2 separate regions of the Homo sapiens genome follow, and region 2 is linked to region 1. Evidence: chromatin loops called from intact Hi-C (ENCODE). Cell type or tissue: IMR-90. All regions are shown on one strand. Each heading gives the region's core, and the rest is flanking DNA. Links, peaks and the distances in the headings are about the cores only. Region 1 overlaps ALPK2 (alpha kinase 2). Region 2 overlaps ALPK2 (alpha kinase 2).

Evidence for each region. Hi-C counts contacts between places; a loop is a spot of excess contacts. Peaks named below come from ENCODE experiments on the same cell type or tissue, not always from the same donor. Only the 100,000 strongest peaks of a DNase experiment are listed, where the experiment ranks them.
Region 2: a loop joins it to region 1, with 2.4 times the contacts of the local background. A loop is called at or near these places in 8 of 110 quality-filtered maps.

What each region holds. Positions count from the first base shown.
Region 1 is chr18:58,522,542-58,538,402 of GRCh38, reverse strand. ALPK2 (alpha kinase 2) reads left to right here. Exons shown (of 13, transcript NM_052947.4): 5 at 179-3,569; 6 at 9,165-9,312; 7 at 14,341-14,468; 8 at 14,562-14,597. Among named protein-coding and RNA genes, the nearest start is that of ALPK2-AS1, 27 kb to the left of the region's middle. RefSeq lists enhancers at 1,844-1,903, 2,464-2,663, 2,724-2,943, 1,862-3,061, 3,054-3,103 and 1 more and a silencer at 12,256-12,335. In IMR-90, for the core only: a CTCF peak has its summit at 8,469 (motif pointing left); a DNase peak (open chromatin) is centred at 8,442.
Region 2 is chr18:58,572,299-58,588,159 of GRCh38, reverse strand. It overlaps ALPK2 (alpha kinase 2), which reads left to right. Exons shown (of 13, transcript NM_052947.4): 4 at 7,612-9,346. Among named protein-coding and RNA genes, the nearest start is that of SNORA108, 20 kb to the left of the region's middle. RefSeq lists enhancers at 2,874-3,508, 6,029-6,529, 8,066-8,613. In IMR-90, for the core only: CTCF peaks have their summits at 3,763, 6,711 and 7,375; DNase peaks (open chromatin) are centred at 6,689, 8,479, 8,899, 9,159 and 1 weaker place; H3K4me3 peaks cover 3,168 bases; H3K27ac peaks cover 5,478 bases.

The DNA of each region.
Region 1 (15,861 bases), core at 4,566-12,565:
TGCAGTTTTCTAGGAAATCTCTAATAGCTAGAGGGAGTTGGGGGATTAATGTTTAGATTTCAATCATTCTTGTCCATTATTACGGTCATTGAGGATTAACACTCTTGGGATTGCAGTTATGCCCTATTGTGGGCTCTCCCATGAACAATTCTACTAATATCACTTTTCATCTTCCTAGGTACAAGTTCAGGAAACAGTCAGAGAGACAATCTCTTGCAGCCAGATGCCAGCTTTCTCAGAGCCTGCTGGGGAGGAGTCCCCATTCACTGGGACCACAACAATTTCCTTCTCAAACTTAGGAGGGGTCCACAAGGAAAATGCATCATTAGCTCAACACTCGGAGGTCAAACCCTGTACCTGTGGTCCACAGCATGAAGAAAAACAAGACAGAGATGGCAACATACCTGACAATTTCAGGGAAGACCTAAAATATGAGCAGAGCATCTCAGAAGCCAATGATGAGACTATGTCCCCAGGTGTGTTCTCAAGGCATCTCCCCAAGGATGCTCGTGCTGACTTCAGGGAGCCTGTGGCTGTCTCTGTTGCTTCCCCTGAACCCACAGATACTGCCCTCACCCTGGAAAATGTGTGTGATGAGCCAAGGGACAGAGAAGCAGTGTGTGCAATGGAGTGTTTTGAGGCTGGTGACCAAGGAACGTGTTTTGATACCATAGATTCTCTTGTTGGGAGACCAGTTGATAAATATTCGCCTCAAGAAATTTGCTCTGTAGATACGGAACTGGCAGAAGGTCAAAACAAAGTATCTGATTTATGTTCTTCTAATGACAAGACACTGGAAGTCTTTTTTCAGACACAAGTGTCTGAGACTTCAGTGTCTACGTGCAAAAGCAGCAAGGACGGCAACTCAGTCATGTCCCCTCTTTTTACCAGTACTTTCACCTTGAACATTTCACACACAGCTAGTGAAGGTGCCACAGGAGAAAATCTAGCCAAGGTGGAGAATTCCACCTACCCACTGGCCTCCACAGTACATGCTGGCCAGGAGCAGCCAAGCCCCAGCAACTCAGGAGGGCTTGATGAAACACAGCTCCTTTCTTCTGAGAACAATCCTTTAGTGCAATTTAAAGAAGGAGGTGACAAGAGCCCCAGTCCTAGTGCCGCAGACACCACAGCCACACCAGCCAGTTATAGTTCAATTGTGAGTTTTCCTTGGGAGAAGCCAACAACATTAACTGCTAATAATGAGTGCTTTCAAGCGACCAGGGAGACTGAGGACACATCAACTGTTACCATTGCCACCGAAGTCCACCCAGCCAAATACCTTGCTGTGTCAATTCCTGAGGACAAGCATGCAGGTGGCACTGAGGAGAGGTTCCCTCGTGCATCCCATGAAAAGGTTTCCCAATTTCCTTCCCAAGTGCAGTTGGATCATATTTTAAGTGGTGCTACCATCAAATCTACAAAAGAGCTACTTTGCAGGGCACCCAGTGTGCCAGGAGTCCCACACCATGTCCTGCAGCTCCCAGAGGGAGAGGGTTTCTGCAGTAATTCCCCTCTTCAGGTTGATAACCTGTCTGGAGATAAGAGCCAGACTGTGGACAGAGCAGACTTTAGGAGCTATGAAGAGAATTTCCAAGAAAGAGGAAGTGAAACAAAGCAGGGGGTCCAGCAGCAGAGCCTGTCCCAGCAGGGTTCTCTTTCTGCACCTGATTTCCAACAAAGTTTGCCTACGACATCTGCTGCACAAGAGGAAAGAAACTTGGTGCCCACGGCCCACTCACCCGCAAGCTCTAGGGAAGGAGCAGGGCAGCGCTCAGGTTGGGGGACGAGGGTCTCCGTGGTGGCTGAAACTGCTGGGGAAGAAGACAGTCAGGCTCTGAGCAACGTTCCATCTCTCTCTGATATCCTTTTGGAAGAGTCTAAAGAATATAGACCTGGAAATTGGGAGGCAGGCAACAAGCTGAAGATTATAACTCTAGAGGCTTCCGCTTCTGAAATCTGGCCACCACGACAACTGACAAATTCTGAGAGCAAGGCATCAGACGGTGGTCTCATAATTCCTGACAAGGTCTGGGCTGTACCTGATAGTCTAAAGGCAGATGCTGTTGTGCCTGAATTGGCCCCCTCTGAAATAGCAGCATTGGCTCACAGTCCAGAGGATGCTGAGTCAGCCCTTGCTGATAGCAGAGAAAGCCATAAAGGCGAAGAGCCCACCATCAGTGTACATTGGAGAAGTCTTTCTTCCCGGGGTTTCAGCCAACCCAGACTCCTGGAGTCATCCGTGGACCCTGTAGATGAAAAGGAGTTATCTGTCACAGATTCACTGTCAGCGGCTTCTGAAACTGGAGGGAAGGAAAATGTTAACAATGTGAGTCAAGACCAGGAGGAAAAACAACTCAAGATGGATCACACTGCCTTCTTTAAAAAGTTTCTGACCTGCCCTAAAATCCTAGAGTCCTCTGTAGATCCCATTGATGAGATAAGTGTGATAGAGTACACCAGGGCTGGAAAACCAGAGCCCTCTGAAACCACACCACAGGGCGCCAGAGAAGGGGGTCAATCAAATGACGGAAACATGGGCCACGAAGCGGAAATCCAGCCGGCCATTTTGCAAGTTCCATGTCTCCAGGGAACCATTCTGAGTGAAAATAGAATCAGCAGAAGCCAAGAAGGCAGTATGAAGCAGGAGGCTGAACAAATTCAACCTGAGGAGGCAAAAACTGCCATTTGGCAAGTCCTGCAACCCAGCGAAGGCGGTGAAAGAATTCCAAGTGGATGTAGCATAGGCCAAATACAAGAAAGCAGTGATGGGAGCTTAGGGGAGGCTGAGCAAAGCAAAAAGGACAAAGCAGAATTGATTTCCCCCACTTCACCTCTTTCTAGTTGTCTTCCAATAATGACTCACGCTTCTCTTGGGGTTGACACGCACAACTCCACAGGCCAAATTCATGACGTCCCTGAAAATGACATAGTTGAGCCCAGAAAGCGTCAGTATGTGTTTCCTGTTTCACAGAAAAGGGGAACTATTGAGAATGAGCGTGGGAAACCTTTGCCCTCTTCTCCTGATCTTACCAGGTTCCCTTGTACTTCATCTCCTGAAGGAAATGTCACAGACTTTTTGATAAGCCACAAAATGGAGGAACCTAAAATAGAGGTGCTTCAAATTGGGGAAACCAAACCCCCAAGCTCATCTAGCTCCTCAGCGAAGACCTTGGCATTTATTTCAGGAGAACGTGAGTTAGAGAAAGCCCCTAAATTACTGCAGGATCCATGTCAAAAGGGCACCCTGGGCTGTGCGAAAAAGTCCAGGGAGAGAGAGAAGTCCCTGGAAGCCCGAGCAGGCAAATCGCCAGGGACCCTCACAGCAGTGACGGGGTCAGAGGAGGTCAAGAGGAAGCCAGAAGCCCCAGGCAGTGGACATTTAGCTGAGGGAGTAAAGAAGAAAATTTTGTCCAGGGTGGCAGCACTGAGGCTGAAACTGGAAGAAAAGGAAAATATCAGAAAGAACTCAGCCTTTCTTAAAAAGATGCCCAAACTCGAAACATCATTATCACACACAGAAGAGAAACAAGACCCAAAAAAGCCATCTTGCAAAAGAGAAGGAAGAGGTGAGGTTCTGTTGCTGTCCATCATTGTTAAAGTTTGGGCTTGTAGACCAGGTATCCAGTTCCTGTGTCCTCGAGGGTCCTTTGCAATTAAGGCCAGTGTCCCCCAGGTGGGCATTGATGCTATGGTTGTGGCCAAGTGGCTTCAGCATGTGGCATCAGAATCACCTGGAGGACTTGTTAAAACCCAGATTGCTCCCCTCCCCCAGTGTGTGAAATTTGCACTTCTAACAAGTTCCCAGGTGATCTATCGGGAGAACCACGATTGAGAACCACTGATAAAGGCCGCCTGTAGGCATGTCTGTTGGAGGGGAATGTGATGAAGGTGCTTTTCCGTTTCATTATCCTCTTTTACAAAATCTATTTAAAAATATAAACAGAAGCATTAATCAGTGTAGCTAATTAGTATAATGAAATAGACCATGCACTAAGCAGGATTTGTGGAAATGAATATTTTGGTACAAATTGGGATTCTCCTCTTTAATCACTGATTTTTCATTAAAAATAACTTCCTTGAACCTTGGTTTTTTCTTCCAAATTTGAGTGTAACATTTCTTTTCAACTCACCCTTCCCATTTATCTAAATCTAAAATCCTCTGAGGTCTCTGTTCTAGGTTTCAGACCACTCAAGCCTCAAAAGTCCTTGATCAACCTCTACCTATGATGCTGTTAAAAAAAAAAAAAAAGTCCTGAAATTGCAGTTAATTCTACTTTGTCTGAGGAATCATTTCAGTCCCAAATTCCATTTATAGACCAAATTTTAGCCTGTTTTATTTCAGAGCTCTTCTTTCTCTCCCCACACACCCTGGTAGAAGTCAGAAGAGAAAATATTGCAGCAAGCTACAGTGGCCTGTGTGCTCTGGAGCGAAAAGCTACGGATGGCTGATCAGAAGGGAAGAATTTTCTCCTCTCTTAACCTGAGTCCTTAGATTTTGAGGCTGGCGTTTGTTATTCCCATCCCATCAAATGGGTCCTAACCCCTGTTGCAGAAAGGTTTAAAGACAAAACTGCCTTCTGAAGAGTTTGGAAGTATCCAATCAGGTTATTAGTATCTATATTTTAAAGCATATTTAAAGAGAATGGCTCGGCATTGTGGCTCACACCTGTAATCCCAGCAATTTGGGAGGCCGAGGTAGGAGGATTGCTTAAGCCCAGGAGTTTGAGACCAGCCTGAGCAACATGGCGAAACCCCATCTCTACGAAAAATACAAAAAATTAGCTGGGTATGGTGGCGCACGTCTGTAGTCCCAGCTACTCTGCGGCTAAGGAGAATCACCTGACCCCAGAAAGTCGAGGCTACAGTGAGCTGTGATCACACCACCACACTCCAGCTGCACTCCAGCCTGGGCAACAGAGCAAGACCCTGTCTCAAAAAAAAAAAAAAAAATTAAATAGAATGAAGCAATGTTTCAAAAGCTCTCAAAATTGGTTTCAGCCCAGAGGCTGAATAGATTGCCTCTGGGGACCAGCCTCAACCCCCTTGTTTGGGGATAGGGGTTCCTTTGCAGGTAAAGGTAGACAAGCAAAACCACCTTTTTGGAATTCTTGCCTGTGACTTTTCAAGTTACCCATGGGTAAGAGGACTGTCCAGATAGGCAGTGTTGAAATCAATCGCCGTCAAAGACTTTGATTTCAGCTGCAGCACAACCTCGCCATTGCACTAAAGGCTGCAAAGACCGAGCATGCCGCCTTCTGGGAGCCACTGGTCTGAGCAAAGCAGGTAGATGCGAGGGCAGCCAGCCTTGTCCTGAGAGGGCCCTGCCGGAGACTACGGGGTAGAGACAACCAAAGACTTTTCCAGGCCAGACCACTGAAGGGTTGTTACTCATGCCACCCACAACACAGAGGCCATTAAGAGGCAAAGATTCAGTTAGAGATACTAGCGGGTGTTTGGGTCCATCTGGGGCAAGTTGTATCATGGTGGTTAGGGTATAGATTAGGAGTTATATTGCTTGGGTTCAAGTCTGGCCTCTGGCAGTACCTGGATAGCCCTGGGCAAATGCCTTAGCCTCTGGGTGCCTCACTTTCCCCACCTGTAAAATGGGGGTGCTAATGATAAGACTCCTCTCAGGTATAAAAATGCAAAGCAATTTGAATGGCACATGGCCTAACACAGCTCTCATGGTTGTTAGTTACTGTTTTTTTAAATTAGTGTTTTTAAATAAAAAATGAGGCAATGCTTATGCTCAGTATGCTTATGAAATAAATAGAGAGCTTAGTTCAGGCAAAAGATCATTGTGTCTGAGTTGATACCAACCTAGCATTAGGAGAAAGAGTGGTGCTGGCATCCACAGCTCCTCCTCTCTGAAAAACTCAGGGCCTCGGCCAGAAGGTAGGAGTCATCTGGTGACGGAGCAGGAGGGGGAGGTTCACCAGAGTTACCCTTGAGTCAGCAGGTAAATGGGAGTCCCAGGCAGGTTTTGCCCATGCCGGGGTAGGTTCTGACCCTGCAGTCCTTTCCCAGCTTCGGAGGAGTTGCCACTGGCGGCCAACCTCTCCCCTCTCGTGTGGGGATTTTCTTTGCAGAGAAAATTAGAACGGGTTTCTGGAACACTGGCACCCACTTTTCTTTAGGATCACAGCTCCCTGATCTAACTACAAACCAGCACTAGGTTATTGTACTGGAAGGGCCATCGACTGATGGGAAATAACTGCTTGACCAACATATTCATCCATTTATTAAGGACATGTTATTTTCCATGGTGACTTTGATAATGAATGCACTGAATATTTATCTAATATGAATCCACTGTGGGCACTAATCCATACGAATCAACACAGATGATGACAAGAGACAGGAAAAATAATTCTCTTCTGGCATTTACCTTTTGGAATGGCAGCATTCAGAGGGCCAGCCCTTGACAACAGCCTATTTTTTTTTTTTTTTTTTTTTTTTTTTTTGAGACGGAGCCTTGCTCTGTCACTAGGCTGGAGCACAGTGGTGCAATCTCGGCTCACTACAACCTCCACCTCCTGGTTCAAGCGATCCTCCAGCCTCAGCCTCCCGAGTAGCTGGGACTATAGGTGTGCACCACCATGCCCAGCTAATTTTTGTATATTTAGTAGAGACGGGGTTTCACCATGTTGGCCAGGATGGTCTAGATCTCTTGACCTTGTGATCTGCCCGCCTTGGCCTCCCAAAATGAGCCACCATGCCCGCATGCCCGTCCTTTTTTTTTTTTTTTTTTCAACTTATCACCTTCTAGTTGTTCGTTACGGTTTTCTAGCCGTGGGCCAATTCCTTTAAGAATCTACTCCACCATTGAGCACTCAAAGGTTTTTTATTTTGTTTTCTCAGTGTAAGCAACAGCAATTTCATTGCTTAAAAATAACAAAAGTTGCCACCAGGAAGACACCAGATTAGGAAGTTCTCCTTCCTTCTTGTGATGGCTTTTGTAAGATCCTGAGTCCTCGTCACTGCTTTCCGGCTGGTACACTTCAGACCCCTTGGCTGACATCTCGACTGTGCCCTACCCAGCAGTCTGGTACCCACCCTGCTATCCCCAAAGGAGCACAGATTTAATGCCTTCCCACCAGTTAACTGGTGGGGCGGGAGTTAGGATGAGGGGAGCAGTGACTTGGATCATTATAAAAGAAATAAACCCTAAGTAATGTTTTTAAAAAATTATTATTATTACTTTAGAGATAGGGTCTCACTCTGTCACTTAGGCTGGATTGCAGTGGCGAGATCATGGCTCACCGCAGCCTTGAACTCCTGTGCTCAACCGATCCTCCCACCTCAGCCTCCTAAGTAGCTAGGTCCACAGGCATGCGCACTGCACCTGGCTAATTTTTTTTTCTAGAGATGGGATCTTGCTATGTTGCCCAGGCTGGTCTCCAACTCCTGGCCTCAGGTGACCCTCCTGCCTCGGCCTCCAAAAGTGCTGGGATTACAGGTGTGAACCACCATGCCAGGCCTGAGTAATCGTTTTTGATGTCCAAAGCTTAGTACAACAGAAACTTTTTATTCACCGGGGACTTTACTACCGTTTTCCCTCAACACTAGCCCAACCTGCACACGGAAGAAAAAACTAGCTGCACTCCAGGTCTCCTTTGAGCTCGTTCAGCTGCACTTTCCACCTCTGTCTCACATAGTCAGGGGTCCTATCCAAAGCCCAAAGCCCCTCGGCTAAACAAGCTTCAAATCTCCCACAGACCATCCATCATTCAGTTCTGCTGCCCATTTCATGCCCTTCCCGCCATCCTCCAATTTTCCTTGTGTTCGGTACAACAGGTTCTGGCAGGCTTAGGAATATTTAGGTGTCCCCACATCACCCATGAAGCCGGCCACTGCATGGTGTTGGAAAGACCCTCTAGGAAATGGCCCAGATGAGGAGGTGGGCTTGGTCGAGACCTGGACCAAGAGTTTGACATTGTGAACCTGAACACGGTCTCAGCTTGGGCAGGAACCAGCAGGCCCAAATGCACTGATGCGGGTTTGCCATCAATACGTACTTGTTACATTTTCTCTCTCTCTCAATTATCCACTTGGCTCCCAGGATACTGTTAGCAGTCTTGGTTACTCTCTGGTTGAAAGATTTGCTACCCAACAGGCCCATTATCACTTCCAGGGTAGAGAATTAGCTTTTAAATATGCATTCTGTCATCCTAGCATCTGCTGGTGCCAAGGAGAGATGAGAAGCACCTTGAATTCATGGATATTTTCACCGTAGTATAATTTGAGGCAGTGGAGCAAAGTCTCAGTATTGGTGATCTTGGTTTGGCTACGGATTACATATGTTTTATACTGATGTACTTTTTTGTGTTACCAACGCTGTGGAGTTATGCTACTTAATTTGTGATAGACTCACACATCTGCAGTAATCTCATTTCCTACCCAATTGTTACGACCACTCGGGACAGGGGCCTCATCCTTGTCTTGTTCTAATGTCTAGGCTGCCGCCCAGTGGCTGCCCTAGCTAATTACACATTAGCATGCTAATTGTTCCTCACTGATATTGATACTGAGGTGATATTTCAAAGGTCTCAGCCCAACCAGTGGGAATTGTTTCCTTATTGCTTCTATTCTCTTTTGCTAATGAGGTTGATATCAGACATCACTCCAATCTACTAGGTTATCTTCAGCAAAGACAAGTGTGATAAAAGGGAAAAGATGAATATTATTCAGCCAATAACCTATTGTTGAGGTGTCTTTTACATTTTGGGGGCTTAGCCGTAGTTTTTTGGATAATCCAGATTTTATTCTACTCCCTAATTCCTAGCTCTGATTTCGACCTGGATGATCTGGTAATCATTTAAAAACATCTTTATTTGGATGAGATCCTATAGAATAGATATCTAAAATCCTCCCACCTCTCATCCCCTTTAGAAAAAATCTCTCAAGTTCTATTTCACTTTAAGCATTACAGGCTGCACCTAAAGAATTTTAAGTAATGGAAGTGAGCATTTTCTATTAGATTGATTTGTAAATTTTCCGACTATTTAGGCAAGCCACCTCTCCCCTCAGAGACTCAATTCTCACTTCCATAATTGGGGATAATAATTAATATTCCTGTCTCTCAGGATTGTTATGAGAATTAAATGGTATGAAATGGGAAAGTCTTTTGTTACACTGACCTTCAAATATCTTGTTTCTAGCTCCAGTATTACTGAAAAAGATCCAAGCTGAGATGTTCCCTGAACACTCTGGAAATGTAAAATTAAGCTGCCAATTTGCAGAAATTCATGAAGATTCTACTATCTGCTGGACAAAAGATTCAAAGTCCATAGCCCAAGTGCAGAGAAGGTGCGATGTTTTTCCCTGGTTACTTTTCACAGTTGTTGCTTGTTTATTTCACAACATGGTTGTAAAAAAGAAAAAAGAATAAATTATAGGACGTGAAAAGGAAAATTGAAGCAGAGATTCCACATCCACAATATTAAAAAAGACTAAATATCGGAAGACAAGTGTCTGGATGGGGAAAATGATGGAGGATTCTTGCCCAGGTTTTGCCAGAATTGAGTTCTGGGGTTTTGGGAAGTCACACAACCTTTCACTACATTTTTTAAATCAGGGGAAGGAACATGTCAAATGATATTCTAGTCTGAGGTTCTGTGGTCCTAAGATTAAAGAGCTCTCATCTGTATGTCTGTGAATTTAACTTGGGTGTGTTTTCTGTTTCATAAATTCCCAGTAATCTGATAAAGGTCAAACAAAGCTAAGGAGATGAATAAAAACAACAACAACAGCAATCTATGAGGTTACAGAAAAGTAACAGCTATTGAGGGTGACCAGCAGCCATCACTAAGATGGGAAAACCTGTTTATTTCTGGGTCCCTATGATTTTTATTTTTATTTTTGAGACAAGGTGCTACTCCCATCTCCCAGGCTGGAGTATAGTGGTGCAATCACGGCTCACTGCAGCCTCCACCTCCTGGGCTTAAGTGATCCTCCCACCTCAGCCTCCCGAGTACCTAGGATTACTGGAGCACACCACCATGCTTGGCTAATTTTCTTTTGTATTTTTAGTAGAGACAGGGTTTTGCCACATTGCCCAGGCTGGTCTTGAACTCCTGGCCTCAAGTGATCCACCTGCCTCAGCCTCCCAAAGTGCTGGGATTACAGGAGTGACCCACTGCGTCCAGCCATGTCCTTAAGATAATAAAGGAGAGAAGAATGAGGAGGCAAGAGATGAGCGTGAGAATCATTGCCAAGAATATCCCCTGTGGAATAAACCTGATTACTGGCTTCCTTAAGCAGCTTTTCTTGGCAATAAATGCTTGTTCAAGTGAACTGATGAATTCAAGCTTCATCTGACACAATCTAGAAACAAATCACCTGGTTCAAAAGTCAACCCTCTGCCAAAGGGTTCCCAGTTTAGCTCCCTAAGAAATGGGAGGGGTTCCAATCCCCTTAATTTTGTCACCAGTAGACTGAAAAAGTGAGAAAATCTGAGTTTTCTGTTTAATTAAATCATATATGTCTGCTTGGAACATATGTCTGGAAACTATTTCTCAAATGTAATCATGGAATACTTGAGCTATGATTTCATTTCTACTAACATCACTCCAGAGCATCTAACTGGATTGTAATTGATAGCATAACCACTTTGCCTAAAATGTCACCATTACCCTGCCTGTCTTAGGTATGGCTTAAGAATTATTATAAAGGAAAAGAAATGGTTTGCTTTTTAAGTCAAGGAGGTTCCCTAGAGCTTCACTTAAAAAGGTACTAATTATTCATTTTAAATTATTTTCTGAAGCTGTCAGCCAAGAGCAATTAACCAGTATTTTCACTGTTTTTCCATTCATCAGCCTTGCTCTGAGCTCAGAATTACCACTTGAATATTTGCGGGTCCCTTTTCCATTTGATGTGTATTTACGATAAACCTAACCTTCCCCTGGGGAGCATATGTCATTAGTAAGCATTCTACTTACTGATGACGCGTGGCTAAGGCCTTTGATTCCTAGTGATGTTTGCTTCATTTCTCCTTGGTGACAGTGTCTGGCTTAGTTGAACCCATTTGCTTTCTCCATGCTAACACTTGAGAATATTTAAGAGTTATAATTCATTTGTTTATTGAGAGATCATTTATATTATTTCAAGTGGGTTTTCAAATGTTTGCTAATTTCTCTCATGCCTACTTCCAGTCCAGCGTTTCCCTTCATTTGTGCCTCCATGAAATATGTCACTGTCTTGTATCATTTTCAAAGAGTTGAAATCTCTCAAATATAATATGAACGTGGAGCAAAGGTCTTCTTGAACTTACTAAATCATGAGGGAACCTGTACAATGGCAAGAGTTGTTCAAAGGAGCATTTGAGGAATGAAGATTTAGATAGTCCATCAGGCAAAGGAATGCGGAAATACATTTTGAAATAGATATAAAACTGGTTAATGTTTGACAGGTAATAAACTTTGGGAGTTATCTTTTCTACTGCACAGAAACCTAAAAGTTAACCTGTAACTTAAAGTGTCTGAGTGGGTTCTGTGTAAATGGGAAATAGCAAAGCATTCTCTTTCACTAGATCATCCTCAATGATCCTGTTGAACAATGACTGTGATCCTCTTCCTTTGTCCGCAAGTTTTGGGTACTTTCCTTAACAGGCTAAAGCGTGGAAATTAGGTGTCAGAAGACTTTCTTGTGGGTAGGGCAAGACTAATATACTTCGAAGAAACCAAGAAGAAGAAAGTGGTAGCTTGGTTTGAGTCTCTGTGTAGCAGTGGCATGTCTTGGCTTCATGGAGACCTCAAGGTGGCACCCTCTGGTGCTATTTGGCCATCAGTACCTTCTTGGTAACCAGGAACCCATTCTCCACTCTGGGGAGAGAGGTCCTTCTGAGTTCCCTGGGCTTTTGAAAGGGCAGCTGTCCACGTAGAGCGGCCCTACTGATAGCTGAGCAAGGTCATGGAGCACAGGTCATGTTGTTCCCGCTGGGAACCAGTGGATGAGGAGCTGGCTGCTGGGATGGGAGGATCTCCTTGGATGGCCCTGGGAGAAACAACCCGAGGACTTCTCAGCCCAGACTGAGTGGTGGGTGGGGGTGCTGCCAAGCCCTGGCTCCTTAGGGCTGGTGATGGATGATGGGATCTCTCAGAGAAGTCCCCATGCTAAGTACCCTCTCCCTGCAGCCAACTTCACTCTTTGTGTTCTTCTGATCACACTCTGGACATGGGCTTCTTTTGCATTTGTCTGCACAGCTAATCACCACTGCTGTTCTGCTGTCTGTAGCCATTTCCTAAGGTAAAAAGATTTGTCCCTTACAGGGTAAGAGGATATGAAACTGAACTTACCCTCTTGGTTAAAAAAGGCACAAGATCACTTGTTACTGCTTTCTACAGCTGTATTGGTATTTTCTGTTTGTCCATTTCCTCCCAGACTAGAAGACCCTCAAGGGCAAGGACTGTGCCTTTTTTTTTTTTTTTTTTTCTTTTTCATCATTGAATCCCCCAGTACTAAGCACAGAGCAGATACTCCACAAATGTTGGATAGAACTCTTTGGGACTTCCGAGGTAGTTTTGTATCATGGAGAAAGCACACTAATACTACTGTTCCCCACTAATACTACTGCTCACCACGAAGTAATGACTCGTGACCACGCTCAAGACTGGGCTTTTCGCTGAAGCTTCACACGCCGGTGTCATGACACGTTACTCCTCATGACACATCTGAGCGGTGATCTTGCTCATTCTGCTTTCACAGAGGAGGAAATTGAGGGTGACAGGCTACATAGCACACCTGAGGTCGGCCTCAGGGTTGGGATCCAGACCTTTCTGACTCCTACATGTATTCCTTCTAGAAGAAAGCCTTGGGTGGGGACCATGGGCCAAGCCAGGAAAAACGGTCTTCGTGGTTCTGGGCCAAGTATCAGAGAATTTCTAGGCTGGAAGGAAGATGTTCACAGGACAGTTCTAGTTCAGCCCCCAGCCCTTCGGGTAGCCCTTGCCTTCCCCTTTCAATGACAGAAAGGCTGTGCCAATCCTAGAGCCTTGGAGAAGGACTTTCCACAAGCCTCCTCTGTGGCCCACTCTGTGTTTTACTGCCCTGTCCGGAAGTCTTCCCCTTATAACTGGACTTGTTCACATCCAGTTTTAACCATACAGTGGGATATGTTCAGAGACCCCAGGAATGAAGGAAGTAGAATGGTTTAGTGAACTTTGTTTTAAGCCACTGGTATATTCCAGGGAAGGAATGTATATATTGGAGGCTTGAAGTCTATTGAAAAACCAACCAATAATGAACACTGTTTTTGAACATGCAACTGAGACAAACTCAAGCTAGGTGAATTTTTGTTGTTAAACTATGAAACGAACCCAAGCTAAAATGTACACCACACACATGTATACACATACATACACAGAATCTTGGTGAATGTTTAAACAAAGTTCATTTTAAAGAACAAAACCAGAACAACGTCTGAATATCCTTTTTTTTTTTTTTTTTTTGCTGTAGAGTAAGTTTTTTGTTTGAGACTTTGGAATAAATATGTGGCTCTCCCTATGTTTCAAATTATCCCAGACTTGAGGGCGGGAACCATAATTTACTTGGGGAGGCAGCTTAATGAAGTCAAAATCATTTGCTTAAATTTTTCTATGCCTCAGTTTCCTCATCTGCAAACTGAGAATAGTAAACATAGTTCTCTCATTAGGTTGTTCTGAGGGCATCATGAAATTGATCTTTATGTGATTTGGCACAATGCCTGGTACATACCAAATGCTCAGTGCACATTAGCTATTGGCATCATCATCACTGTCATCATCACCACCAATATGACCACCACCACCAGTTTTAGTTTTCATAGCACAGTGACCGGAACTTAATAATTTTGGGTGAGTGAATGGTTCGATGGTTGGTACCTCACTAGGGGAGTACAGGACACTATTACAAAGGGGCCCTCAGTCACGAATCCTTATGTAGCATAAAGCTAAGAACCCCGTTTTCTCTTGTCCCTTATTGTATCTGTATAAGTTTGGGTTTGGAGTTATCAGACTTTCCTTCAAGCACAGGACACCCGGATTAGTCACATAATTGAGCTGAATTCTGAGCAGAAATGTTAACAACAGCTCCCAGAATTCACAATTTCAATTCTTTGCTCTACTCATGGCAGTTAAACCTACTGCTTATTGGAGTGAGCGTGTTAGCCAAAATGTAATGACTCTCCTCTGTGGATAAATCAATTATTTAAACAGCTGATCGTGATTTTGCCCTTTGGGCAGCTCACTGGCTGAAAACATGTGAGCAGGGAAGTCTTAGCTTCTTTCTCCTTAAGTATATTAGGAAAAAATGCAACTGTAGAATGATGAAGTGTGTCAATGTGAATATTCCTCATTGCAGTGCAGGGGACAACTCCACTGTTTCCTTTGCCATCGTGCAAGCCAGTCCGAAGGACCAGGGACTCTATTACTGCTGCATCAAGAACAGCTACGGAAAAGTGACTGCTGAATTTAACCTCACAGCTGAAGGTAAACCACAGTTTTCAATGAAAAACCACTGGCCCCTGCCCGTTCACAATGGACATCTGTACTGAAGCCATTCTCTGCTTTGTCTTCTTCTAGTTCTCAAACAGCTGTCAAGTCGCCAGGATACTAAAGGTAAGTCAGTTAGGGTTGACCTGCCAGAGGAAATGGGCTTACTGTAAAGCATAAAATAGCTCCCAGAGGAAAGAGTAGAAGCAGTAATCCTCTGGACTCTTCCAACCGAGAAGGAGAGCTATGGCGTGACTTAAGAAATGAATGCCATCAGAGAAATGCAAATCAAAACCACAATGAGATACCATCTCACACCAGTTAGAATGGCGATCATTAAAAAGTCAGGAAACAACAGGTGCTGGAGAGGATGTGGAGAAATAGAAACACTTTTACACTGTTGGTGGGACTGTAAACTAGTTCAACCATTGTGGAAGTCGGTGTGGTGATTCCTCAGGGATCTAGAACTAGAAATACCATTTGACCCAGCCATCCCATTACTGGGTATATACCCAAAGGACTATAGATCATGCTGTTATAAAGACACATGCACACGTATGTTTATTGAGGCACTATTCACAATAGCAAAGACTTGGAACCAACCCAAATATCCAACAATGATAGACTGGATTAAGAAAATGTGGCACATATACACCATGGAATACTATGCAACCATAAAAAATGATGAGTTCATGTCCTTTGTTAGGGACATGGATGAAATTGGAAATCATCATTCTCAGTAAACTATCGCAAGGACAAAAAACCAAACACCGCATGTTCTCACTCATAGATGGGAATTGAACAATGAGAACACATGGACACAGGAAGGGGAACATCACACTCTGGGGACTGTTGTGGGGTGGGGGGAGGGGGGAGGGTTAGCATTAGGAGATATACCTAATGCTAAATGACGAGTTAATGGGTGCAGCACACCAGCATGGCACATGTATACATATGTAACTAACCTGCACATTGGGCACATGTACCCTAAAAGTATAATTAAAAAAAAATCAGAAAAAAAAAAGAGAAAGAAATGACAATTCATGAGCCAATTCAAAGTGAATGTAGGGCCATACTTCCTATTGTAAGTTCATTAGACTACAGATATCCAGAATTGGATGCTACACTGTAGCAGTGGAGTTTTGGGGAACACGTAGAGGGGGAGTTTGGATTTGACTTTTCCCTTTAAGCATCGGTCTTGCATTCAGCCCTTCTGCATGGGATTTTTCAGCTACTGGGACTTATTACAGCTTGTTTTGTTTGTTCAATTTTCCTTTCAGTTTGACTAGCTGAGCAGATTCCCAAAGACAGCCAGGTGTCTGAAGGATCACTCCATTCGTTTGTGTCTTAAGGAAAACAAAAGATGGGTTTCTCTGCTTTCTTTTGGCAC
Region 2 (15,861 bases), core at 2,820-10,819, 52 kb before region 1:
CTGTTAATACCCCATGTAATAAAATGGGAAATATACACACAGCACCTCTGCTGGATTTCCTCAGATGGTGAACATCTTGAGGACAAGCTTTTGCATGATTAAGTTGCAAGCTGAACTAGCCACTGTTTTTATGGATTATCATTTTTACTCAAAAGAATAACAGACAAATGATGGTTATTCAGCCTTGGGTATTTGGCAGACATTTTCTGAAAAATGAACAAAACAAGCCTGCCACTTCAAGGAAAACTAAAAGTATTTGTTGCCAGTGATAAAATCCAAACTTTCAAGCTATCATTGCAGTCCCTTCTCTGAACTAGGGACTTCCAGTTTTTTCCAATATTCCTTCTGTTTTTTTCTCTATCTTCTCTCCTATGGGGACTCTCATTATATATATATTGTAAGCTGGTATACCATCAGGCTCCAGAACTCTTTAATTTTCTACATTCTTTTCTCTTTGTGTTCCTAAAATTGGATAATCTCAATTGACCAACTTCAAGTTCACTGATTCTTATTCCATCTGCCCAAATCTGCTGTAGAGCCCTTTTGTGAATTTTTTATTTCAGTTACTGTAATTTTAAATCTCTAAATTTCTATTTGGTTTGTATGTATAATTTCTATGTCTTTATTGAAACACCATTCTCATACTTTTTTTCAGCTCTTTAGACATGGTTTTCTTTAGTTCTTTCAGCATATTTAAAATAGATAAAGTTTGTGTTTAGCAAGTCTAGGGACAGTTTCTATTGATTGCTTTTTCTGTGTATGGGCAATACTTTATGTTTCTTTGCATGTCACATAATTTTTGTTGAAAACTGGACATTTTAAACAATGTAACGTGGCAACTCTGGAAATGAGATTCTCCCACATTCCCAGGGCTTATTGTTGTTGTTTGCTTGCTTAGTGACTTTTCTGAACTAATTCTTTGTTGTCTGTGACCCCTGAAGTTTCTACTGAGTTAGCTTAGTGGTCAGCTAATGACTGGACAGAGATTTCCTTAGATGCCTGGAACCAATGGGTCTCCCAGTTTATTGAGGGGCTGTGTGTGCATGTTGAGGTATGAAGCATGCTTTCACACTCAGCCAGGCAATTGACAACTCTGCCTTAGCCTTCACTTCCTGCTAGTAGAGAGCCTTAAGGTCAGTTAGAGCTGCGAGCTCAGAATTTTCTCAGGTCTTTCGTAAGCACATGCACTGGACATGCTTAGGAAGGCTGCTCACAGCCTTATGCATGTGCATGGCCTCCTAGATCCCCAGGAGAATGTCTCAGCTTTTCAATGACCCCATGGGCATCTCATTCCCAGCTTTCCCTTTTAAGCTTTTTGGTTACCCTATTGTTTAACCCAATTGTAATCTACTGCCTCAAGCAGCCATGGTGTTAAACAATTGTCTGTATAATTTTTTTTTTTTTTTACAAATGCCCCTAGGGAAAAAGATATTTTTGCTGGGTGAACTCTAAGTCAGATCACACAAAAACAGTCTTGTGAGTGGGGTCTTCCAGGGAATTACTAGGCAGGTCAAATAATGACAACTCTCTGGGTATGGGGCTTTGAAGGAGCCCCAACTGGGTCCTGCCCCCTCCAGCTGCTGCCAGGCTACTGGTTTTCACTGTGGTTGTGGAGTCTTGGTTTTCAAGACTACTGTGGAGCTGGTTATGGGGGAATAGAACTAGGGCAGGTTAAAGCACCAGAAAACTGTTCTTACTGAGATTCAGCCATTTTTCTCGAATAAAGGCTCCCCAGATTGCCTTTAATTTTCAGAGCCCTGAAAAAGTTGATTCAGACAAGTTTTGCCAGTGTTCTTGTTGCATTTACAGAGGTGAGAATTTTCAGGGATCCTTCCTCTGAACTTCTAGCTCATATCCTCCATGCTTCTACTTTCTACCATACAACTTAGCACAGATTTGATTTACACTGTTCTCTGATAAATTAACATTCATATTATTTCCCTAAGTAGAATTTTGGAAAGCTTGTGCCCTTCATCAAAAGCTTAACAGTTTATAATATTTAAAAATTATTCTGATAAGATCAGTGATAATATTAAACAACGTGGTTTTAAAAAGTATTATTTAATAAAATGTATTAATATTTGGAAGATATCATGAGCCAAGTTTTTCCAAATGACCAATGTGTGATGTTACAAAATCATGCATGGGTAAAAGATGCACTTAAAATGCAATATAGGGCTGGGCATTGTGGCTCATGCCCGTAATCCCAGCACTTTGGGAGGCCAAGGCAGGCAGATCACCTGAGGTCAGGAGTTTGAGACCAGCCTGGCCAACATGGTGAAATCCCGTCTCTACTAAAAATACAAAAATTAGCCAGCCATGGTGGTGCATGCCTATAGTCCCAGCTACTTGGGAGGCTGAGGCAGAAGAATCACTTGAACCCTGGAGGTGGAGGTTGCAGTGAGCCAAGGTGGTGCCACTGTACTCCAGCCTGGGAGACAGAGCAAGACTCCGTCTCAAAAAAAAAAAAAAAAAAAAAGCAACATAGAATGGTGGATTTTACATAACAAGTATGGAAAGTTCACTGATGTGGTTTCAGATTCCACATTGTAACTAATCTTCGTATATATCAAATAAGAATATTTTCAATCAGATGAAAAGATTATTAAAATATTCCTTCTTTCCCAATACATTGATGTGTCAGGCCAGTTTTTCTACATATATTAATCAAAACCATGTATTGTATCACACTGAATGCACAGATACAAAAATCCAACCATCTTCTGTTAAGCTTGATATTAAAGATATATGAAAAAATTTAAAACTACTCTTATGAAATGTTGCTTTGCCTTGGAAAAATATATTTGTTTTCCATAAAAACATTATTTATGCTAATGTGCAATGAATTTATTCTTGTTATTTTAAAATGAACTAAATAGTTAAAAATTTTTTATTGTAATGTGGTAAATATTGACAGATATAACCCATATAAACAAAAGTTCTTTGAAGTCCTCAATTATTTTTAAGAGTGTTAAAGAGTCTTGAAACCAAAATGTTTTCAGAAATTCTGGTTTAGACCACTTCTGGGGGTTCAAACTCAGAAGCTTCATTCAAGGTAACATGGACCTCTTTTTCTTTAATAAGGAAATGATTAATTTATAAAGAACCTAGAGAATTCAAGCAAGACTTTCACAGCAGGGGAGAGGAATGTTACTGCTTCCCTCCGCCAAAAGAAAAGACATGCAAGGAGGGAATTCAATTAATTGTTCAGGGAATTTCTTCCTGGATGGTTTTGCATTCCTGTCAAATCACTGTGGGGCACACAGGTCTCTCTGCCAGCATGCTGCAAAGATTCTACACCCTGACCCTACTAACACCATTTTAACTGCTACCATTGGAGTCCCTTCTCTGAACTCCTTTTTCCCATCCAGTCTGTTCTGTACACCTTAGCACAGACCTGATCTACAAGGTTCTCTGGGAAAGTAATACTATTTCCTTCAGTCAATTTTTAGTCATTTGGGGGCTGGACATGATGTTTCAGGCGTCTCCTTCACTCCACTGCAGCTCCTAACATAATGCTGGGCACCACGGTGCCCATTACTCTATGCAAGTCTGCCATTTGGCTGATCAAGATTGAAGACTTAGGACAGAAACACTTTATTTGCAGAATGATCTCTACACTGTGTCGTTTCCTTTCTGGTAATGTTAGTTTTCTAACAGCAACCACAGAGCCAGGCAGCCAGGGCAGAAGGCTCTTTCTTATCCCGGCTCTATGGCTTTCCAGCTTTGTCACTTTGGGGAAATAACTCCTTTCAACCTCAGTTTTGCCCACAGGGAGGAGGCAGACATTGTTTAATGTAGGAGTCACCCAGCAGATGCTGGCTTCCTTGCCCGATTTTCTTCCCCTCTTCTTTAGGATGCTTCGAGATAATTAGCAAAGACGTGTCAGCCACAAATCATAACTCTTTCAAAGGCACTCATTAGCCAGTGAGAAGTTAATTATACTTAATCCAGTTCCCTTTTCTCTTCATTGACTGTACTTAGGATGGATTATAAATCTCTTATCAACTAAAACATGTTTCATAAAATTATACATCACAAAATTATGACAATCTCCCATCTGTTTATTTAGTTGTTAAGAATTTAAATAGAGTGTATTTAACTCAATGATTTTCTCCATGTTTTTCTAAAAGTCTTTTTGTTTTCTCTCCTTGATTCTTGAGAATCATCTCTGCTCCCCACCTCTCCTGATTTCTTACTGCTTTACTGCCCCTTGTGCCTCTCAGCCTTCTTTTCTTTTCTTCCTTTCTCTCTCTTCTACACAAGTCATGGTACCTTCAGGGGAGGTGGTTTCTCTGCAGAGGGCTCATGGACTGGATAGGTCAGGATATCAAAATTACTTGGGATTTCCCAGTAGTCCCTATTGCCCACCCTGCCACAGCCCCCCCGCCTTTTTCTTTCTTTCTTTTTTTTTTTTTTTTTGAGACAAAGTCTTGCTCTGCCATCCAGGCTGGAGTAGCTGGGACTACTGGTGTGTATCACCATGCCTGGCTAATTTTTAAATTTTTTACAGAGATGGAGTCTTGCCATGTTTCCCAGGCAGGTCTTGAACTCATAGGCTCAACTGATTCTCCCACTTCAGCCTCCTGAAGTGCTGGGATTACAGGTGTGAGCCACTGTGCTCAGCTTGTAGTGCTTTTTTATGCTGTCAGTGCTTAATGGAGGCCAAATCTCCAAGAATTAATTGAAAAGGTTCATGAAGAAGACAGTGTTGTAAACCAAAAATTAAATTCTAAGCTGCACCACTGCCCCCACACCCCTTGGCCAAGGGGATCCCTAAGAAACCTAAAAAACTAGTTCAGGCCATGACAGGAAGGGTGTTGGACGCGCCTCATTATACCCTCCTCTCTTTGTAGTTTAGGCATAACTGACCACCACTGACATTAAAATAGAGATCATAAGACTCACAGCAGACTCTGTAGCAGGAAGATACCCAACTCCAACCTGATTCTGGTATAGCATCACATCACAAAGAGCAGGTCCTAAAGAAAATCAGAGTATTTGACTCTAAAAATATATTTCTTTGATATATTTTTAAATGGCCCTGCAAAGCCATACTCTTGTGGGAGGAAATCTGCATTCTGTAGTGATTCTCCTTCCCTTTCCAGGTCTTTTCCCGATTCAGGAGAGAATCTGACACCTTCTAAGGTCCAGAGAGGACATTTACCATTTATTCCCTCTGAAGCCTGCTACTTAGGGGCTGCCTCTACATACAAGAACCTTGGCTTCCACAACCCACTTATCTTAACTCAACAATTTCTTTCTGCTGGCTTCAACTCTTTAGGGAAAGCTTAACTCTTCTGACCAATTACCAATCAGAAAATCTTGGAATCTACCTATGACCTATAATCTTGCCCCCACCCCCCACTTCAAAATGTCCCATCTTTCTGGGCTGAATCAACGTACACCTTATACGTATTGATTTATGCTTTGCCTGTAACTTCTGTCTCCCTAAAATGTATAAAACCAAACTGTAAAACTGACTACCTCGGGCACTTGTTCTCAGGACCCCTTGAGGATGTGCCCCAGCCATGGTCACTCATATTTGGCTCAAAGTAAATCTCTTTAAATATTTCACAGTTTTTTTTTTTTTTCGCCAACAATCTGGATGACATGAAACTGCAGCAATAGACATTTTTCTTCATCTGAGAAGAGTCCGCTTGAATGGCGGAGCCCTAAGCCTGATTGACAGTGATGAGGATGAGGCTGTCTCCAAGGGTAGGCCAAGGACAATTTGCATCAGAATGGCTTTGAGATCTTTAAAAGCAGATTCTCAGGCCCTTGACCTAGGGATTCTGATTCAAGAATTTTAAACAGAGTTCTCTGATGATTCTTCTGCATGATTCTTCAGCACCAGAGATATCTTTGTCTCGGTACTGCCCCCTTCTTGAAGAATTCGTCTGGTATAACATTTCTTCTTTGCAAAGTCAGAATAACTTAGTGAAATAGACAGGAGCGCAGGTATTGTTTTCTCCAGAAAGTTGCCTTAAATTTTATTCTATGTGTGCTCTTGGCCAAGGCAAAGCCCAGTATCAGCCATGGGTCAAGCTTGGCCAATCTCAGCCGCTCCTGAATGGCTTCTACCCAAGAGCCAGATTGCCAACTCAACAAGACATTATTGAAATTGGGATTAGATGTCTTTGCCTTCTGAAAATGAGACATATGTGAGCTGGGACTCAACACTTGAGGGTTTATGAGGACATATAGGATTGTGGAGGCAAGGGGTCCCTTCAGTGGGGAAGAGAAAGGATGACCATATTATATCTGTGTCTCACACTGACCCTTCCTGGGTTAGATATTTGTGTGTATTTCACACAAAGAACAGTGAATAAAGACCTAAGCATTGCCTCTCAGACCAAGCCAGACCCACAGCTCCTGCCTTCTAAAAATGATTGTTGACTTCTGGGCTGGCTGATACTTATAGTGAGGTCAGCAATATTACAATTACAATGCGGTCAAATGAGATTAATAAGGGTGCAACATACAAAACACAGGTAACAAGTTTTTACTGGGATTGCAGTGTCTGGAGAAGAGTTCCAGTGGGAAAGGACCCAGTAAAGTATGTCAGGCTGCAGGCTCCTTGTGATGCTGAACAATGATGGGAGGAGCCACAGGAGCAGCGTCCATCCTGAACTGAGAGAGCAGGCTTCGTTCCATCCAGCATTCTGTTCCTCCCCTGCTGGGCCAAAGCTGAAAACCTGGCTTGATCTATGTGAGTCAGAATGGCCTGTGGACATGGGTTTCCAGCCAGTGGAGCTCACGGGCTGTGGTTTAGACTTTTAGTCACATTCAATTAAAAAGGAAACAGCACTGTCCTTCATATACGTAGTCCTATCATGGTATTATCTTTACGGCCTCTAGCAAGAATGACACCCTCTTAGCAAGGTCTTCAAAAGATTTGAGGGTTCTCTATGCCATTCCAGTACATGAAGAATTGTATTTTACTTATTTGTGTACAATGTCTCACTCTAGAAAAATGCTTTTTCAAATTCCCGTAACATAAAAATGATGTAAAAGGCAAGAAGAAAAAATTAGAATATAAAACATTTTCCCCATTCATCTAAGTAATTCTCAGCATTTTATTCTTTTTTTTTTTTTAAAGTGAAAACAAGTTTATTAAGAAAGTGAAGGAATAAAAGAATGGCTGCTCCATAGGCAGAGCAGCCTTGAGGGCTGCTGGTTGCTCATTTTTATGATTGTTTCTTGATGATATGCTAAATAAGGGGTGGAATTATTCATGAGTTTTCCAAGAAAGGGGTGGGCAATTCTTGGAACTGAGGGTTTCTCCCCCTCTTAGACCATATAAGGTAATGTCCTGACCCTGCCATGGCATTTGTAAACTGTCATGGTGCAATCCTCAGCATTTTCCATTTGAGGCAGCGTTGAGGAAAGTTTCAAGGGAGGATGCTGATTGCCTAGGATTCTCAGCACTAGGGGCACCGGAGCCCAGAGGTCAGTTGCCTTTGGCCACAAACTCTTTTCCAGGGAGATCACAGATCTCCTTGAACATGCAGTAAAATGATGGTCATTTTCTCTGTGTGCCATGGTGTGAAAATGTTGGCATGCATGTCCAAATGTGGCAAACTTATCTATATATTCTCTTCATCCTAGCTGTACCAAAAATGATGCTGCTGTCTATCAAATCTCGGCTAAAAACTCTTTTGGAATGATCTGTTGTTCTGCTTCCGTTGAGGTTGAGTGCTCATCAGAGAACCCACAATTGTCTCCTAACCTGGAAGATGACAGGGACAGGGGTTGGAAACATGAAACAGGGACACATGAAGAAGAAAGGGCAAATCAGATTGATGAGAAGGAACATCCTTATAAGGAAGAAGAAAGCATCTCCCCGGGCACTCCCAGGTCAGCTGACTCCTCCCCCTCCAAATCCAACCATTCACTCTCCCTCCAGTCATTGGGCAATCTTGACATTAGTGTGTCCAGTTCTGAAAATCCTTTGGGTGTTAAAGGAACAAGGCACACTGGAGAGGCTTATGATCCAAGTAACACAGAAGAAATTGCAAATGGGTTGCTTTTTCTTAATTCAAGTCATATTTATGAAAAACAAGACAGATGTTGCCACAAGACAGTGCATTCCATGGCATCAAAGTTCACGGATGGTGACCTGAACAATGATGGTCCTCATGATGAAGGCTTACGCTCTAGTCAGCAAAATCCCAAAGTACAGAAATACATTAGCTTCAGCCTCCCGCTATCTGAGGCAACTGCACACATTTACCCAGGTGACAGTGCCGTGGCCAACAAACAACCCAGCCCACAGCTTTCCAGTGAAGACTCTGACAGTGACTATGAACTTTGCCCAGAGATAACCCTAACCTACACCGAGGAGTTTTCAGATGATGACCTGGAGTATCTGGAATGTTCTGATGTTATGACGGATTACTCTAATGCAGTTTGGCAAAGGAACCTGCTGGGGACTGAGCATGTTTTTTTATTAGAAAGCGATGACGAAGAGATGGAATTCGGTGAGCATTGCCTGGGTGGGTGTGAGCATTTCCTCAGTGGAATGGGTTGTGGGTCTCGGGTGTCGGGTGACGCTGGGCCTATGGTTGCCACTGCTGGCTTCTGTGGTCATCACTCACAACCCCAAGAAGTTGGGGTGAGGAGCAGCAGAGTCTCCAAGCACGGTCCCTCATCCCCACAAACAGGGATGACTCTCATTTTGGGACCTCACCAGGATGGAACGTCTTCAGTGACAGAACAGGGGAGATATAAACTCCCCACTGCTCCCGAGGCTGCTGAAAATGATTATCCAGGAATTCAAGGAGAAACCAGAGACAGCCACCAAGCAAGAGAGGAATTTGCCAGTGACAATCTGCTCAACATGGATGAATCAGTAAGAGAGACAGAGATGAAGCTCTTGTCTGGTGAGTCAGAAAACTCAGGGATGAGCCAGTGTTGGGAGACGGCAGCTGACAAGAGAGTGGGGGGAAAGGACTTATGGAGCAAGAGGGGTTCAAGGAAATCTGCCAGGGTGAGGCAGCCGGGAATGAAGGGAAATCCCAAGAAGCCGAATGCCAACCTGAGAGAAAGTACAACAGAAGGTACCCTTCATCTCTGCTCTGCCAAAGAATCTGCTGAGCCCCCACTAACCCAGAGTGATAAAAGAGAGACTTCTCACACCACAGCAGCAGCGACTGGTCGGAGTTCCCATGCTGATGCAAGAGAATGTGCTATTTCAACCCAGGCAGAGCAAGAAGCAAAAACCCTTCAAACTTCAACAGACTCAGTCTCCAAAGAAGGCAACACAAATTGCAAGGGAGAAGGCATGCAAGTTAATACTCTATTTGAAACAAGCCAGGTTCCAGACTGGAGTGATCCTCCTCAGGTAAGACTTTTCTTTTAAAGAAATTACGAGATAAAAAGAACCGTGTGTGTGTGTGTGTGTGTGTGTGTGTGTGTGTGTGTCTCTTCCTTTACTTCACATTCACAATTGCTATACCATAATGTAAATCAAAATAAGTTTCCCAACACCATCAGGGTACTTGTGCATGACAGCTGCTGCTGCTCGGAAGGAAATCTGGTTTTGAAAAAAAGGCCCAGATAAACCCTAAGCCATCCTAATTATAGCAAAAGACTGATAGAAGTTAAGAGGCACTAATGGGATTCTGGACAGCTGGAAAAAGAAATCTGATATTTTGTCTGCTGCATGTGTTTTACCAGGCAATGCCACTATTCAGAAAGTTTCTCAAGCAAATGTTTTGGGTGTAGCCTTTAAAGGAAGAAGGGGGAAAAAAACATTGTTTTTAGTCATTTGCAGGGAAGTGCTTTGAAAATGATAGGTCTTGGCTTTAATCAGAATTTGTGGTATGAATGAAAGACTTCAGTGTGTCTGAAAGACTTGTAGACTTCACTTTTTTTGTGATGCTAGGGAAAGCAGGCAGATTAACTGTTGCCTCACTGGTGGGATGTTTTTGATTGGATGTTTGTCTTATTTTGTTTAAAACAGAGTATAAAAGAGGCTAAGAGAAAAAAAGCTGCCAAGAAATAAATTTGTTTTCCCTTATTACTGATTTGGGAGTGTAAAGAGATGGAATTAAATTTATAGGAATAATCAATGCACAAAAGATGTTGTGCTTGATACATAACTTATATTTTTAATGATATTTTCAGTTTCAAAGGGTCCCAAATGAGCTTTGGACTTACGCTGTAATATGGGCAAGATTTGAGTTTTGTAAATAAATACCTAAGAAAACTTATTTGTCTGTTATTTTTACTATACTTTGTATTCCCCTTTTTCCCAATTTTGTACTAGAAAACTAGTATTATTTTTATAGAAGACTAGATACACTCCAAAGATAAAATATTCCCAATGCAAAGTGACTTAACTCTGTGAAAATATTAAAAATTGACACATGAATTTCTATAGACCCAGTCATAAAAAAGCCAATCTAAAAATCTCCAGATTTTAGGTAACTGTTGATTGAGCAAATTGTTCTGTTCTGCTGGCCAAACTGGCCAGGTAAAAGCCACATTTATATTTTACTTTTCACAGGAGAACCAGATTCTCCTATCCAGTTATTTAACACATGTCTCTTAGCAGCTCACACACCAATGACCACAGTTTCATGCCCAAGATAAGCTTAGGGAGGTGCTTTGACCATATGTTAATACAAAATAAAGTGACAATGTTAATTTTTTCATGTTGATAAACATGGCATTTCCTTTTCTAGTCATAAAATGCTCTTCCGTGCTCAGCTAAGTGCTTTTTTTACAGTCATTTATCCACTCAAAGTGTTTCACTGGACAAATTACTTTATTATTGAAGGTGGGGGAAGGTGATAAAGTAGCTCAAAAGAAGTGGAAGGGAAGGGGGCTATTTACCTATTTACTGACGATATTGGTTTTAGATCCACCATTGTGGAAGGCAATTGCTGTCTCATCCATCTGCCCCAAATTTCAAAGAGCTGGAGGGAAGAGCCCCCTCTGTCATCCTCAGCTTGTGACCTAAACTGAATTCTGAGATCGAGAGCCCTGGCTCACTTGTTTACTAGCAAGTCAGTCAAGTAAAATGGGCCATTTCTGGGACCCAGGTCATCTATCTCATGTACTCTATGGAAGGTCTCGCTTACACACTCACACACACATTCATCACTATATACCCACTCCACCAGGTATCAGCTGAAGGTCCAACCTGTGCGCTGTGGTGTGACTAAGGCAATTACCTCAGAACCGTGAACACTGTTGTTCAGAAAGCAAACCGAAGGGCTTGCATTTTCTGCAAGTGGAGAGACCTTTTCTCACTTTGCTGTGGTCAGTAGCAGAGCTGACCTCTCACTCAAGGGATAACCAGAAATGTGAATGGAAGCTGTACATTTAAGAGCAGTTCCGTGCAGCCTGGAGTTAGAAATACGATCTTTCTATCTGTGGTGTTTATTTTCCTTTGAGTAAAGCAGGAAAATTTTGCCACAGGGACTGGCATATTTGAGATTCTTTTACCCACGCAAAAAGTTTCTATTTAGTTGTAGGAGATACCTGTATTTTCTACACACGTATACAATGTAGCCAAATTTACAGCAAGTGGCTAACTATCATCACAGATATGACACAGAAGCACTGGGGGTCACTGGGAATTAAATTCAACTTTTAAAAATAATACTGTTCACAAAAAGATAGGTGACTCTCTCCATAACAAATTCAAAAGACATTTTAAATATTTATTCTCAGACATTTGAGGTTTATGGGGACCTAAAAATTTGAAATGGTTAAAATCCTGGGTTGGTAGTCATAGCAATAAATTTGCCCACTCTTTTTCCTTTTATCTTTTTTGAGACAGAGTCTTGCTATTGTTGCCTGGGCTGGAGCAATGGTACGATCTCGGCTCACTGCAACCTCCGCCTCTCAGATTCAAGAGATTCTCCTGCCTCAGCCTCCTGAGTAGCTGAGATTACAGGCACCCGCCACCACACCTGGCTAATTTTCATATTTTTAGTAGAGACAGGGTTTCACCATATTGATCAGGCTGGTCTCGAACTCCTGACCTCAGGTGATCCACCCACCTCAGCCTCCCAAAGTGCTGGGATTACAGGCATGAGCCACCACGCTCGGTCAAATTTGCCCATTCTTGAGTCTTGCCTGATTCACTTACCTTTAGGTGCCTTTTTGCAGAAACAGTGACCAGCAGTTTACTTCCTAGTATTTTCTCTTCATCTGCATACCGTTTTTAGCATGCTGAGAAAAACTCCATCTCTCTAATGTTCTAAGAACAAGGCCATATTGTAGACTATCTCCTGCCTAAACATGCATCTCTAGGTATGTTCACTTCCTGTCTCCCTTTCTCTCTTTTAGAATGCAAGGCCATCTTGCTGTTGTCTTGAAATAGTACCTACCCAGGCTAATATTGGAAAGCCCCCAGTTTCTCTATATTTATGGAAGATTATAAAGTTAATCCCAGTTTGGGAGTGGAAAACAGAGAGGGTACCCCAGGCTAACTTGAATCATCTTCAAGGGTCACACTGCCAACTCTTCACCTTGGTTTTGAGCTCACTTTCCTCATCCAACTCAGAGGCAAGGCCTGACAGCCTGCCCATCTTAAGTTTCTCGGCAGCCACACTAGGGTAAGATCATCCTCACCCTTAAATCAGAAGTGCTGCGTCTGTGCTCCTGCACAGCTGCCCAGGTTCGCCCCAGAGGGAGTTGCATTTCTGTATGGGGTCATGGGATCACAAGTGTACAGTAAGGAAATGTGTTCTTGGGCTCTGGTAATTAAGAATCTTCCTGATCAGGAATCAGCACTAAGCACAGAATTGAGCTCCGTGATGGAAGGGAATTTGTTCAGTGTATTCTGTTCGCTGATATAACCCAAGTCCCTAGAGTAGTGCCTGCCGTGTAATAGACAATCAATTATTGACTGGATAAGTAGCCATACAATACTAGAGTAAATGCCAAGTATAGTTAGGTGTGATTTTCTTTCTTCTTCTTCTTTTTTTTTTTTTGAAACGAGGTTTCACTCTTGTTGCCCAGGCCAATGGTGTGATCTCGGCCCACCGCAACCTCTGCCCCCCAGGTTCAAGTGATTCTCCTGCCTCAGCCTCCTGATTAGCTGGGATGACAGACATGGGCCACCATGCCTGGCTAATTTTGTATTCTTAGTAGACATGGGGTTTCTCCATGTTGATCAGGCTGGTCTCAAACTCCCGACCTCAGGTGATCCACCTGCCTCGGCCTCCCAAAGTGCTGGGATTACAGGCGTGAGCCACCATGCCCAGCCAGTTAGGTGTGATTCTAATGATCGTTGGTCTCCACCACTTTATGGCCTTTATTTTCCTGAGCACATTCTTTGGTTGCCTTCACATAAAAGATGCTGAGGCCAACTCTCTGCTAATAGGACGTGCTTCCTATTAGTTACTCTTTTGGCTCTGGGAATGGGTTGGTTTGTTTCAAACCAGCAGTCCCCAAACATTTTGGCACCAGGGACTGGTTTTGCGGAAGACAATTTTTCCACAGCCGGAACGGGGCGGGGATGGTTTCAGGATGAAACTGTTCCACTTCAGATCATCAGGCATTAGATTCTCGTAAGGACTGTGCAACCTAGATCCCTTGTATGCACCATTCACAACTGGGTTCATGTCCTGCCACCCACCTCCTGCTGCGTGGCCCAGTTCCTAACAGGAGACAGACAGTTACCGGTCCATGGCCTGGGGCTGGGGGTTGGGGACCCCTGTTCTAAACCATCCAAATCTTTTTTTTTTTTTTTTTTTTTTGAGATGGAGTCTCACTCTGTTGCCCAGACTGGCATGATCTTGGCTCACTGCAACCTCCGCCTCCTGGGTTCAAGCGGTTCTCCTGCCTCAGCCTCCTGAGTAGCTGGGATTACAGGTGCGCCCCACCACACCCGGCTGATTTTTGTTTTTTTTTTTTTAGTAGAGACAGGGTTTCACCATGTTGGTCAGGCTGGTCTCGAACTCCTGACCTTGTGATCCGCCCCGCCTCAGCCTCCCAACGTGCTGGGATTATAGGCGTGAGCTGCCGCAACCAGCACCATCCAAATCTTGCACTTGGGTTCTCTTGTGAATGCTGGAGATTTACATATAACTTTGCTTTATTAGTGCTTCATTATCTCCAAAAAATTGCTAATTAGATCAAGGAAGATACTATCATATTCACCTAGCACTCAGGATTTTCTGCCTTTTGCCTCTGTCTATCTCTGAGAGGCAAAGCAGGAGTACAAGCTGGTTTCCTCACCTGGAAAACATGTGGTGGATGGTCCATCTTTCTGTCTGGAATTCCTTTGCCCACCTTGTTTCTAGCTCAGCCTACCTGCTGCTTCAAGACTGAGATCTTGCATGGTGCTTCAAGTTGCTTTTCTCATCCCTAACTACAATTTCTTCTTTCAGAGCAACGCATGACATTCTCATCCTCATTCTTTGTAATCCTGACTTTCTTGGGACAAAAGTTTTATAGAAGACAAAAATGTTTATCTGCTGACCTTCTCTCCACTATTATCCTATGACCCTGCCACATCCCCCTCTCTGAGAAACACCCAAGAATGATCAATAAATACTAAAAAAAAAAAAAAAAAAAAAAAAGAAGACAAAAATGGCAACATGCCTCTAGATAAAAGTGTTGGCAGAGTTCCAATTAAAATACTGCATTCCTGGCTAGGTGCAGGGGCTCATGCCTGTAATCCCAGTACTTTGGGAATCCAAGGCCGTTGGACTCGCTTGAGCCCAGGAGTTCAAGACCAGCCTGGGCAACATAGCAAGACCCTGTCTCTGAAAAAAAAAAAACATATATATATACACACATATATATATATACACACACATATATATATACACACACATATATATATACATATATATACACATATATACATATATACACACATATATATACACACATATATACATATATACACATATATACATATATATACACATATATACATATATACACATATATACACACATATACACATATATATACATATATACACATATATATACACATATACATATATAATGCTGCATTCCCTTAATGCTCAATTTAAAATTAAACATAAAGCAACAGAATACACTAAGTATAATGTTTTTAAGAGAATTCATTAGCAGATCTAGATACCATTTACAAACGGTTTTATTACATGTTTTTTAATTGAAATGTTTACTGAGATAATTGTACATTCACATGCAGTTGTAAGAAATAGAGAGAGATGACAGTACACTTTGCCCAGGTTCCCTCAATGGTGACATTTTACAAAACAATGGTATAATGTCATAACCAGGATATTGACATTGATACAATCTACTGATGTAATTTGGATTTCCCCAGTTGTACTCGTATGTGTGTATTAAGATCTACAGACATTTATCACCTACGTAGGTTCCTGTATCCACTACCAGAGTCAAGATACGGAACAATTCCATTACCACAAAGATCCCTTGCATTACCCTTAATAACCATGCATACCTCCTTCCTGCCCTCTCCCTTTGGTAGCCCCTGGCAACCACTACTTTGTCCTCCAATTCTAAAATTTTGTCATTTCAAACATGTTACATAAATGGAATCATACAGTATACAAGTTTTTGAGTTTTTTTTTCAGCAGAATTCCCGGAGATTCATTCAACTTGTGTGTATCAAAAGTTCATTCCTTCTTATTGCTGAGTAGTATTCCACGCAGTTCGCTTAGTCTTTCACTGGTTGAAGAACATTTGGGCTGATTCCAGTTTTTTGCTCTCATGGCTAAAACATTTATATACAGACTTTTATGTGAACATAAGTCTTCATTTCTATGGGACCCATGCCCAGGACAGTCATTGCTGAGTCATATGGGGCTTGCATATTTAGTTTGTAATGAAACTGTCCAGCTGTTTTCCAGAGATGCTGTACCTTTTTACATTC